Regions from separate parts of the Homo sapiens genome. Here region 1 is linked to region 2. Evidence: read pairs that join two places in POLR2A ChIA-PET (ENCODE). Cell type or tissue: Caco-2. All regions are shown on one strand.

Region 1 (5,000 bases), 830 kb after region 2:
AAATAAAAAATTAGTTGGCCATGGTGGTGCACACCTGTGTTCCCAGCTACTCAGGAGAACGAGGTGGGAGGACCCTTTGAGCCCAGGAGTTTGAGGTTGCAGTGAGCTAGGGTCATGCCACTGCACTCCAGCCTGGGTGATAGAGTGAGATTCTGTCTCAGAAAAATAAAGTCTCCCCTTTCTTTGCAAGTTAGTCATAGTTTCTGTTGTGCACTCTCTAGAAAACCACATCTGTTCACCAACTCTCTTCTGTGTTAAGGACTGGTGTCACTTTAGCCTGCCCCAGAAAAACTTCTCTTTAAAGAGAAACTATTCCTTTTTTTTTTTTTTTTTTTTTCAGACGGAGTCTTGCTCTGTTACCCAGGCTGGAGTGCAGTGGCGCCATCTCAGCTCGCTGCAACCTCCACCTCCTGGGTTCAAGCAATTCTCCTGCCTCAGCCTCCCCAGTAGCTGGGATTATAGGCGTGCACCATCACGCCTGGCTAATTTTTGTGTTTTTAGTAGAGATGGGGTTTCACCATGTTGGCCAGGCTGGTGTTGAACTCCTGACCTTGTGATCTGCCCTTCTCTGCCTCCCAAAGTGCTGGGATTACAGGCGTGAGCCACCATACCCAGCCAAGAGAAACCATTCTTATACCCTGAGGAATGATGGTGAAATTTCGAAATTGTGACAGGTATATGGGGTTCAGGGATGCCCAGAACCCCCAGCAATGTTGCTTATGCAGGGGATACCCACCCAGGCATATTGACATCAGGAAATTTCAGACAACTCAACTCAGAAGGAAACAAAGTGACCCTCCAGCTCCTTGAAAACCCAAGAGGTGACAGAAAAGGGGAAAGGAGAGAGGAGGAAAAGGCCTGGGAAGGAACATTCATCCCATAAGGTGGCCAAGGGATACCTTGGCTGGAAATGAGTCTGGGCCACGTTCCCTGGTGAGGAACTTTTAGGAATCATGGAATTGCACAGCAGGCCTTCAGATCCTGGGCCCCCATCCCTCATCTTTCGAATGGGGAGGTCGAGGCCTGGGGAGGGAAGGCATGGCCCGGAGCCCACACAGGCCCCAGAGAGCAGCTGAGGAAGGCAGGTCCGTTCCCAGGAGGAGTCTCCCGCCTGGATGGCACTCTGATCAGCACGTCACTGGCCTGTCTGTGTGTTGAACTGACTTCAGGAAGCCTTGGGGTCACAATATTGCAGAGGCCATTACAGGGCCAGATGTTGGACGTGGAAGCAAGGCCAGGCCACGTCATACCCTGAGGTGACTAGTCTGTGGGTGGCTAAGGGCAGTCTGGTCACAGGACTCCAATTCCCAAAATGCCATGACACCCTTCACCTTTCCTCTGCAGGGACAGTCTATTGTCTCTGCATACAGGGAACAGGCTCTGAGGGGTTAGGAGACAAGTTCAAGACCCCCTAGCTGGCACCTGGGAGAGCTGAAGCAGACCTCCTGGCCCATCCCATCATTCCCTTCTTCCTCCCATGGGATGCAGGGAGACAGATGAGGTGTTCCCGACCTGCCAGTATAGATGGCTCCCAAACTCCTCTGTGGAACAAGTCTTCTTCTTCTTCTTCTTCTTCCTCGTCTTCTTCTTCTTCTTCTTCTTCTTCTTCTTCTTCTTCTTCTTCTTCTTCTTCTTCTTCTTCTTCTTCTTCTTCCTCTTCTTCTCCTCCTCCTTCTTTTTCCTCTTCTTCCTCTTCTTTTCTTCTTCTTCTTCTTCTTCCTCTTCTTCCTCTTCTTCCTCCTCTTCCTCCTCTTCCTCCTCTTCTTCCTCTTCTTCCTCTTCTCTTCTTCTTCTTCTTCTTCTTCTTCTTCTTCTTCTTCTTCTCCTTCTCCTTCTCCTTCTTCTTTTTTTTTTAATAGAGTCTCACGCTGTCACCCAGGCTGGAGTGCAGTGGCACAATCTCAGCTCACTGCAACTTCTGCCTCCCAGATTCAAGTGATTCTCCTGCCTCAGCTTCCTGAGTAGCTGGGGCTACAGGTGAGCACCACCATGCCCTGCTAACTTTTGTATTTTTAGTAGAGATGGGGTTTTGCTATGTTGGCCAGGCTGGTCTCAAACTCCTAGCCTCAAGTGATCTGCCCACCTCAGCCTCCCAAAGTGCTGGAATTACAGGCATGAGCCACCATGCCCAGCCTGTTCTGGTTCCTCTCATGGCAACAGATGGAAGGTTCAGGACTCAAGACTCAGTCTTGCCAAACACAATGTGAGACAGTCTCAGCTTCCCACTGTGCCACCTTCAGCCTCCAGCCCAAAGACGGGCAGGAACCTTCACTTGCAGGAACGGCCTGAGGAAAGGGAGCCCAGAGCCAGTGGAGGCGGGGGTCTGCCTGCGTCCCAGAGCCAAGCCCCCTCCTCTTTCCTGTATCCTTGTTGCAGCAAACAGATTGGCACCTGAACCTCTCTATTAGCCCTTCTGGGGCTTAGGCTGTGGGCGCATGGGGCCATGCACTAAAAATGTCTTTCACCTTAGTTGGGATGCAAAGAGACAAGTTTGCCACTAATCTTTCGGTGGAGACACACATATCAAAAATCGCAAGTGAGCACACAAGGCTTCCTGCAGGGAATTGCAGCCTTCCTGCTCCTCCCTCGCTGCAGAGGCTGAGCCTGACTTTCAAAAAAGGGCACGCAGCCCTTGGCAAATCTCGGAGGAAAACTCACTGCGAGTTGGTGCCAGGGGCCTCAGGCCCCCTTTGGGGATTTCCCCCATGGCCTCTCAAAACAAGAAGGAAGTCTGAGTTAAAAATGGAAAATGGAGAGAATGTCAAAGGAATGCAGCGTTATTGATTCCTAGTGGTGTCTGCCTGAATATTAGATGCAAATAAGTGCTAATAAGTACAGTTGGGAAAGCTAATGGAAAAACCATCCTTCCCAGGAGGATCGCGGCACACAGATGCACAGTGTTGCTGAGATGGCTTGGCTCGCTCCACTCACTGGTCACGGCAAAGCCTGTATAGATGCATCCCAGGGAAATAAAGCCTGTGTAGACTTGTCGCATGGAAGTACTCATGGTCCAGAGCCCCCTTTCCAGCTTTGAGGCTGGGCTCTGGAAATGGGAGCTCCTATTATCTCCCCATTGCAGTTAAGTCTCTCTTTCTCTCTCCGTGTGTGTGCATGTGTGTGTGTGTGTGCATGCATTTGCCCTCTGGAGTGTTCATGGTACTGAAGAGATTCTCTTGACCATCAGGCCTCTGTGGCAAAAGTTGTGTGCTCTGTTCCAGGCCTAACTGCAGACAGGGAGCTCATGGGCAGCTGCCCAGCCAAGCTATGGTCAGGACCTTGGGTGGCAAGAGGGGCTGCAAGTGTGGGGTAAGGGGACCACAGGGACAGGGATGGGGTCATTGCACTGTGAGCTAGTCCGGCAAGTGACTTTTTGCTCACTCCACTCTCCCCTCTCTTTGTTCCTACCTTCTCTCCTGCTCTGCTCCAACAGCTTTGGGATGTAGGATGAATAAGGGTTCCACTGCCCTGTTTTTCCTGACACTTGAGTCCCTGGCCCTTGCACTCAGCTCCTCCAATCTGCACCTGACTGAGGCGGAGGAGGGTGATTTCAGACACACACACACACACACACACACACACACATTCCCCTCATGCGTGCAGCCAGTGGAGTGTGCCTGGGTCCCAGCGCAGCCCCAGGCCTGGGTCACTCCGAGCCTAAAGTCCTGGAAAGGGAACCCCAGAACAAAGCCTATCCCAGTTTGGAATCATCACACCTGGGCCATTCTCCAGATGCGTGGAGTCCAGCAAAATGGTGGCATTTTTGCATCTCAATTCGCTCATCTGTAATACGGGAGTGATAATGTCTACTCTGTTGCTGCAAGAATTAAAGGAAGACCATGATCTCTTTGTCATGCTTCTATTTATCTTCTTATCTGTCCTGGTCTATTTTTGGATGCTCTGAGCTTACCTGGGGCATTAAGGAGGCCTCATGGCCCTGGGGCTGAGGGGCTCCCTGGCCGTCCCCAGGAGTGGCTCTGCTCTCCGCCTGGTGTCCCCCACTCTGGTCAGTCAAGACCCATGGGCCCAGCTCACTCCCCAATTCCATCACTCACTCTAGGTCAGCTGGTAGGAGTCAGGCCAACCAGCCAGCAGGTACCATTAGAGAGGAGAGAGTAAGGGTCTTTCACTTTATTAAAGGCTTCTCTGCTGTTGTTTGAAAATACTGAGTGTCCCTTCAAGACTAACAGGTGACTGTGTGCACAGTTTCCTCCAGCTCCTGTGAGAAAGCAGTTGCCCCCCTTCCCAAGGCCTGCTTGTCCCCTGCAGGCTGGGGCTGCCTCTTCTTAGGAAGAACAAGGACCCGAATCCAGGGCCCCGTGTTCCTGTCCCTACTCTGTCCCGGTGCTGTGTGGCCGTGGGCCGGTTCCACCCTCCACGCTGTTTTCCCGAGTGTGTATGAAGAGGGTCGGTTGGCCCCGCTCTCAGGCTGGTGACCCGACACAAACTTCCAGGATGAAGTCCTGAAGGGAGCACCTGTTCGCAGGGCACTTTCAGCAGAATCTAGAGCCCCAGGGATTTGAGGATGGATGCGGACACCCGGGCCTGAGGCAGCTCGCGGCCTTGACCGAATTCCACGCGAGCTGAAGCCCAGGGATATCCCAGAATCTTCCTCAGGATCAATCTTCCGCCTTTCACCGGCCCTGCGCCCCCGCAGCATCGGGTCCTGGGCGCGCGCCCCTGCCCCGCTGTGGTCAAGGCCCGCCCCGGTGACGCCTGGTCCTTTTCCCGGGTTGGCGCCGCGTGCGACCCACCGAGGCAGTGGCAGCACTGGCCGCGGTCTGGAGCCTAGCGTCAGGCCGGAGTCCGGCTCTCCTGAACCGGGAGACCGGCGCAGCCCCAGCCACGACCGCTCCCACCCCCGCGGCCGCCGGACCGCGCCCAGCAGCGACTCTTTCTGAGAGCGCTGCCAGAGGGGCCGCGGGAGCCGCAGAGCGCGCGTGGGCGCGGCGCCCGCGAGCCCCCGGGAGGGCCGAGTGCATCGCTGGAGCGATCCCCGCCCG
Region 2 (5,000 bases):
ATCCTTGTTAATTTTCTGTCTCGTTGATCTGTCTAATATAGACAGTGGGGTGTTAAAGTCTCCCATTTATTATTGTGTGGGAGTCTAGATCTCTTTGTAGGTCTCTTAAGAACTTGCTTTATGAATCTAGTTAGCTCTTCTTGTTGAATTGATAACCTTTACTATTATGTAATGGCCTTCTTTATGTCTTTTGATCTTTGTTGGTTTAAAGTCTGTTTTAGCAGAGGCCAGGATTGCAACCCCTGCTTTTTTTTTTGCTTTCCATTTGCTTAGTAGATCTTCCTCCATCCCTTTATTTTGGGCCTATGTGTGTCTTTGCACGTGAGATGGGTCTCCTGAATACAGCACACTGATGGGTCTTGACTCTTTATCCAATTTGCCAGTCTGTGTCTTTTAATTGGGGGCATTTAGGCCATTTACATTTAAGGTTAATATTGTATGTGTGAATTTGATCCTGTCATTATGATGCTAGCTGGTTATTTTGCCCATTAATTGATGTAGTTTCTTCATAGTGTCAATGGTCTTTACAATTTGGCATGTTTTTGCAGTGGCTGGTACCGATTGTTCCTATCCATGTTTAGTACTTCCTTCAGGAGCTCTTGGAAGGCAGGCCTGGTGGTGACAAAATCTCTCAGCATTTGTTTGTCTGTAAGGGATTTTATTTCTTCTTTACTTATGAAGCTTAATTTGGCTGGATATGAAATTCTGGGTTGAAAATTCTTTTCAAGAATGTTGAATATTGGCCCCCACTCTCTTCTGGCTTATAGTTTCTGCAGAGAGATCCACTGTTAGTCTGCTGGGCTTCCCTTTGTGGGTAACCTGACCTTTCTCTCTGGGTGCCCTTAACATTTTTGCTTTCATTTCAACCTTGTGAATCTGACAATTGTGTGTCTTGGGGTTGCTCTTCTCGAAAGTATCTTTGTAGTGTTCTCTGTATTTCCTGAATTTGAATGTTGGCCTGCCTTGCTAGGTTGGGGAAGTTCTCCTGGATAATATCCTGAAGAATGTTTTCTAACTTGGCACCATTCTCCCCGTTGCTTTCAGGTACACCAATCAAACATAGATTTGGTCTTTTCACATAGTCCCATATTTCTTGGAGGCTTTGTTCATTTCTTTTTACTCTTTTTTCTCTAATCTTGTCTTATCACTTTATTTCATTAATTTGACCTTCAATCACTGATATCCTTTCTTCCACTTGATCGAATTGGCTGTTGAAGCTTGTGCATGCATCACGAAGTTCCCGTACTGTGGTTTTCAGCTCCATCAGGTCATTTAAGCTCTTCTCTACACTGGTTATTCTAGTTAGCCATTCATCTGACCTTTTTTCAAGGTTTTTAGCTTCCTTACGATGGGTTAGAACATGCTTCTTCAGCTCAGAGAAGTTTGTTATTACTGACCTTCTGAAGCTTACTTCTGTCAACTCATCAAACTCATTCTCCATCCAGTTTTGTTCTGTTGCTGGCGAGGAGTTGTGTTCCTTTGGAGGAGAAGAGACGTTCTGGTTTTTGGAATTTTCAGCCTTTTTGCTCTGGTTTCTCCCCATCTTTGTGGTTTTATCTACCTTTGGTCTTTGATGTTGGTGAGCTACAGATGAGGTTTTGGTGTAGATGTCCTTTTTGTTGATGTTGATGCTATTCCTTTCTGTTTGGTAGTTTTCCTTCTAACAGACAGGCCCCTCAGCTGCAGCTCTGTTGGAGTTTGCTGGAGGTCCACCCCACACCCTGTTTCCCTGGGCAGAGGCTGCAGAACAGCAAATATTGCTGCCTGATCCTTCCTCTGGAAGCTTCATCCCAGAGGGACACCCACCTGTATGAGGTGTCTGTCGGCCCCTACTGGGAGATGTCTCCCAGTCAGGCTACACATGAGTCAGAGACCCACTTGAGGAGGCAGTCTGTCCATTATCAGAGCTCAGGTGCTGTGCTGGGAGAACCACTGCTCTCTTCATAGCTGTCAGGCAGGGACGTTTAAGTCTGGAGAAGCTGTCTGCTGCCTTTGGGTCAGATATGCCATGCCCCCAGAGGTGGAATCTGGAGAGGCAGTAGGCCTTGCTGAGCTGCGGTGGGCTCCACCCAGTTTGAGCTTCCCCGCTGCTTTGTTTACACTGTGAGCATAGAACCGCCTACTCAACCTCAGCAATGGTGGACACCCCTCCCCACACCAAGCTCCCGCATCCCAGGTCGATCTCAGACTGCTGTGCTAGCATCGAGCAAGGATCTGTGGGCGTGGGACCCGCCGAGCCAGGCACAGGAGGGAATCTCCTGGTCTGCTGGTTGTGAAGACTGGGAAAAGCGCAGTATTTGGGCAGGAGTATACTGCTCCTCCAGGTACAGTCAGTCATGGCTTCCCTTGGCTAGGAAAGGGAAACCTTTCCCCTTGTGCTTCCCAGGTGGGGCGACACTCCACCCTGCTTCAGCTCACCCTCCACGGGCTGCACCCACTGTCCAACCAGTCCCAGTGAGATGAACCAGGTACCTCAGTTGGAAATGCAGAAATCACCCATCTTCTGCATTGATCTTGCTGAGAGCTATAGACTGGAGCTGTTCCTATTTGGCCATCTTGAAAGTGCCTGCTCTTTTTTTAATCTCTTTGTCTTTTTGCTTTACTTTTTTTTTTCTTTTTTTTTGTTTTTTTGAAATGGAGTCTCGCTCTTTTGCCCAGGCTGGAGTGCAGTGGTGCGATGTCGGCTCACTGCAGCTTCTGCCTCCTGGGTTCAAGTGATTCTCCTGCCTCAGTCTGGGATTACAGGTGCCTGCCACCACACCTGACTGATTTTTGTATTTTTAGTAGAGACAGGGTTTCACTATATTGGCCAGGCTGGTCTCAAACTCCTGACCTCAAGTGATCTGCCTGCCTCGGCCTCCCAAAAGGCTGGGATTATAGGTGTGAGCCACCACACCCAGCCTGCTTTACTTTTTGGAATGATTTTACAATTTTGTCCTCTACTCATTTTATTGTGTTTTTTATTTCTAATATCACGTTTTTAATTTGCAAGGGTTTTCCTTTTGTTCTCTTTTCTCTTTTCTTTTTCTGACAGTGTCCTGTCCTCGTTTCACATATATGGTAGTTTCTCTCATTTCTCTAAGGAGACTAATGATTTTTGTGGGGGAGTTTTCTTCTCCCTACACTGTTTCTTTTTTTGCAGGGTGCATTACTCGGTTTTTAAGGCTGGAGGCTTTCCTTAGATGTCATGCAGTCCTTGATTGTCTGCCTGTATTTCAACGTAGAGGCCCAGTGAGCCGGTGAGGGTCTCTGAGTGTGCCAAGCCTGTGGGCTGTGGGTCTCTCTGGGGAGCGAGCTGCTGTGAGTACAGGGACCTCTGAATTCCGTCCAGATGCCCAAGGGAAGGCTTCTCCTGTCTCTGGCCCCTGGGGCTAAAGACCTGCCTGTGTCCTGGGAGCTGAGTGGGAGGCACAGGCTGGGTCTCACTGTCCTGTGTGTGCTTAGCCTCCTTCTTTTCAGTTCAGCACCTCTGTTTGCAGCTAGGCCTACAGCCCCGAGTCCTGAGAGTTCTGCTTTATCCTCTCCAGAGAATCAGCCCCTGGCCTTCCTCGGGTTGGGGTGAGTGGCCGTCTGGTGTGGAGTAGTGTAAGGTGATGCAGAGGTTCCCCCCTCTGCCACATTGCTGCAGCCAGGGAGCCTGCCCCTAATTCCTAAGCTTTCTGAAGGTTGTTCTCTGCAGATAGGGTCAGGCCTCCCGCGGCTGGCTCAGGGTCAACTGTCTTGGGGCTGTTACCAGTTTGTCCATCTGTTTTTTAGCTTCCAACATTCTGTTCTGGAATATTGTCTCTAAAACATAGCTTTTTTGAAATATGATTCATGTACCCTTTTTTCAAGTGTACAATTCAGTGATTTTTAGTGTATTCACAGAGTTTGCAACCACACAAGTAAGTGCATACCCATTAGCGGTCACCCTCCATTTTCCTCCCTCCACATCCTTTGGTAGCCAGCTGTCTGCTTTCAGTCTCTATGGGTTTGCCTGTTCAGGACATTTCATATCGATGGGCTCATACGGTGGGTGGGCCTTGGTGACGCTGGTTTCACTGCACAGTGTTTCCAAGGCTCATCTCTGCCATATCATAAACTAGCACAGCATGCCTTTTCATGACTGACTTATATTCCATTGCGTGCATGGAGTGCATTTCATGTACCCATTCATCAGCTGATAACAGTTGGATCTTGTGGCTTTTGCATTTGAAAATCCATTTACAGGGCCGGGCGCAGTGGCTCACGCCTATAATCCCAGCAGTTTGGGAAGCCGAGGCAGGCGGTTCACCTGAGGTCAGGAGTTCGAGACCAGCCTGGACAACAATGGTGAAACCCTGTCTCTACTAAAAATACAGAAATTAGCTGGGTGTGGTGGTGGATGCCTGTAGTCCCAGCTACTCAGGAGGCTGAGGCAGGAGAATCTCTTGAACCTGGGAGGCGGATGTTGCAGTCAGCTGAGATCACACCACTGTACTCCAGCCTGAGTAACAAGAGCGAAACTCCATCTCAAAAAAAAAAGAAAAAAGAAAAAACGCGTTTACAGGAATGAGGCTTTAGGAAGGAGCGCAGTTTGCCATGTGTGTAACCCACCATCTTTATCCTGGAGTCCCCGCCATGTCTGTGCCTTGTGACTTCTCTGTGACTGCCACTGGCCTTACCCATGTTGGGGTTGGGCTGGATCTAGAGGAAAGCAGTTTCAAATTTCTTCTCCTCTCAGCAGAGGTGACTGTGGACAAGTCCTATCTGGTCTTGTTTTCTCATCCATAAAATAAAGATAGTAAAGTACACTAGTGATTCCTGAGCTTGGCTGGGGCCCCTCAGATACTCTCAGGGGGACCTGGGTGGCAGGGTTGTGGCAGCACAGGTACAGGCCCTCATGTCTCATAAACCAAGCAGAACAGAACAGGCAGCAGTTGTACAGCTGAGCCTTGGGCTGTGCAGCCCCTGCTATCTCTGTCAAGGAAGAACTAAAAGAATAGCTCAACTGAGGAAACAAACACCTTTTTCTTCACATT

What was found. Peaks named below come from ENCODE experiments on the same cell type or tissue, not always from the same donor. Only the 100,000 strongest peaks of a DNase experiment are listed, where the experiment ranks them.
Region 1: POLR2A ChIA-PET joins it to region 2 with 17 read pairs; 2 of 35 experiments call an interaction of 5 or more read pairs at or near these places.

Annotation. Positions count from the first base shown.
Region 1 is chr19:33,616,845-33,621,844 of GRCh38, forward strand. No RefSeq gene overlaps it. Among named protein-coding and RNA genes, the nearest start is that of CHST8, 2.6 kb to the right of the region's middle. RefSeq lists an enhancer at 4,070-4,814. In Caco-2, no CTCF peak of the experiment used is centred here; no DNase peak of the experiment used is centred here; H3K4me3 peaks cover 234 bases.
Region 2 is chr19:32,785,510-32,790,509 of GRCh38, forward strand. All of the region lies in intron 11 of TDRD12 (tudor domain containing 12), which reads left to right. Among named protein-coding and RNA genes, the nearest start is that of TDRD12, 68 kb to the left of the region's middle. RefSeq lists an enhancer at 2,014-2,308. In Caco-2, no CTCF peak of the experiment used is centred here; a DNase peak (open chromatin) is centred at 2,032.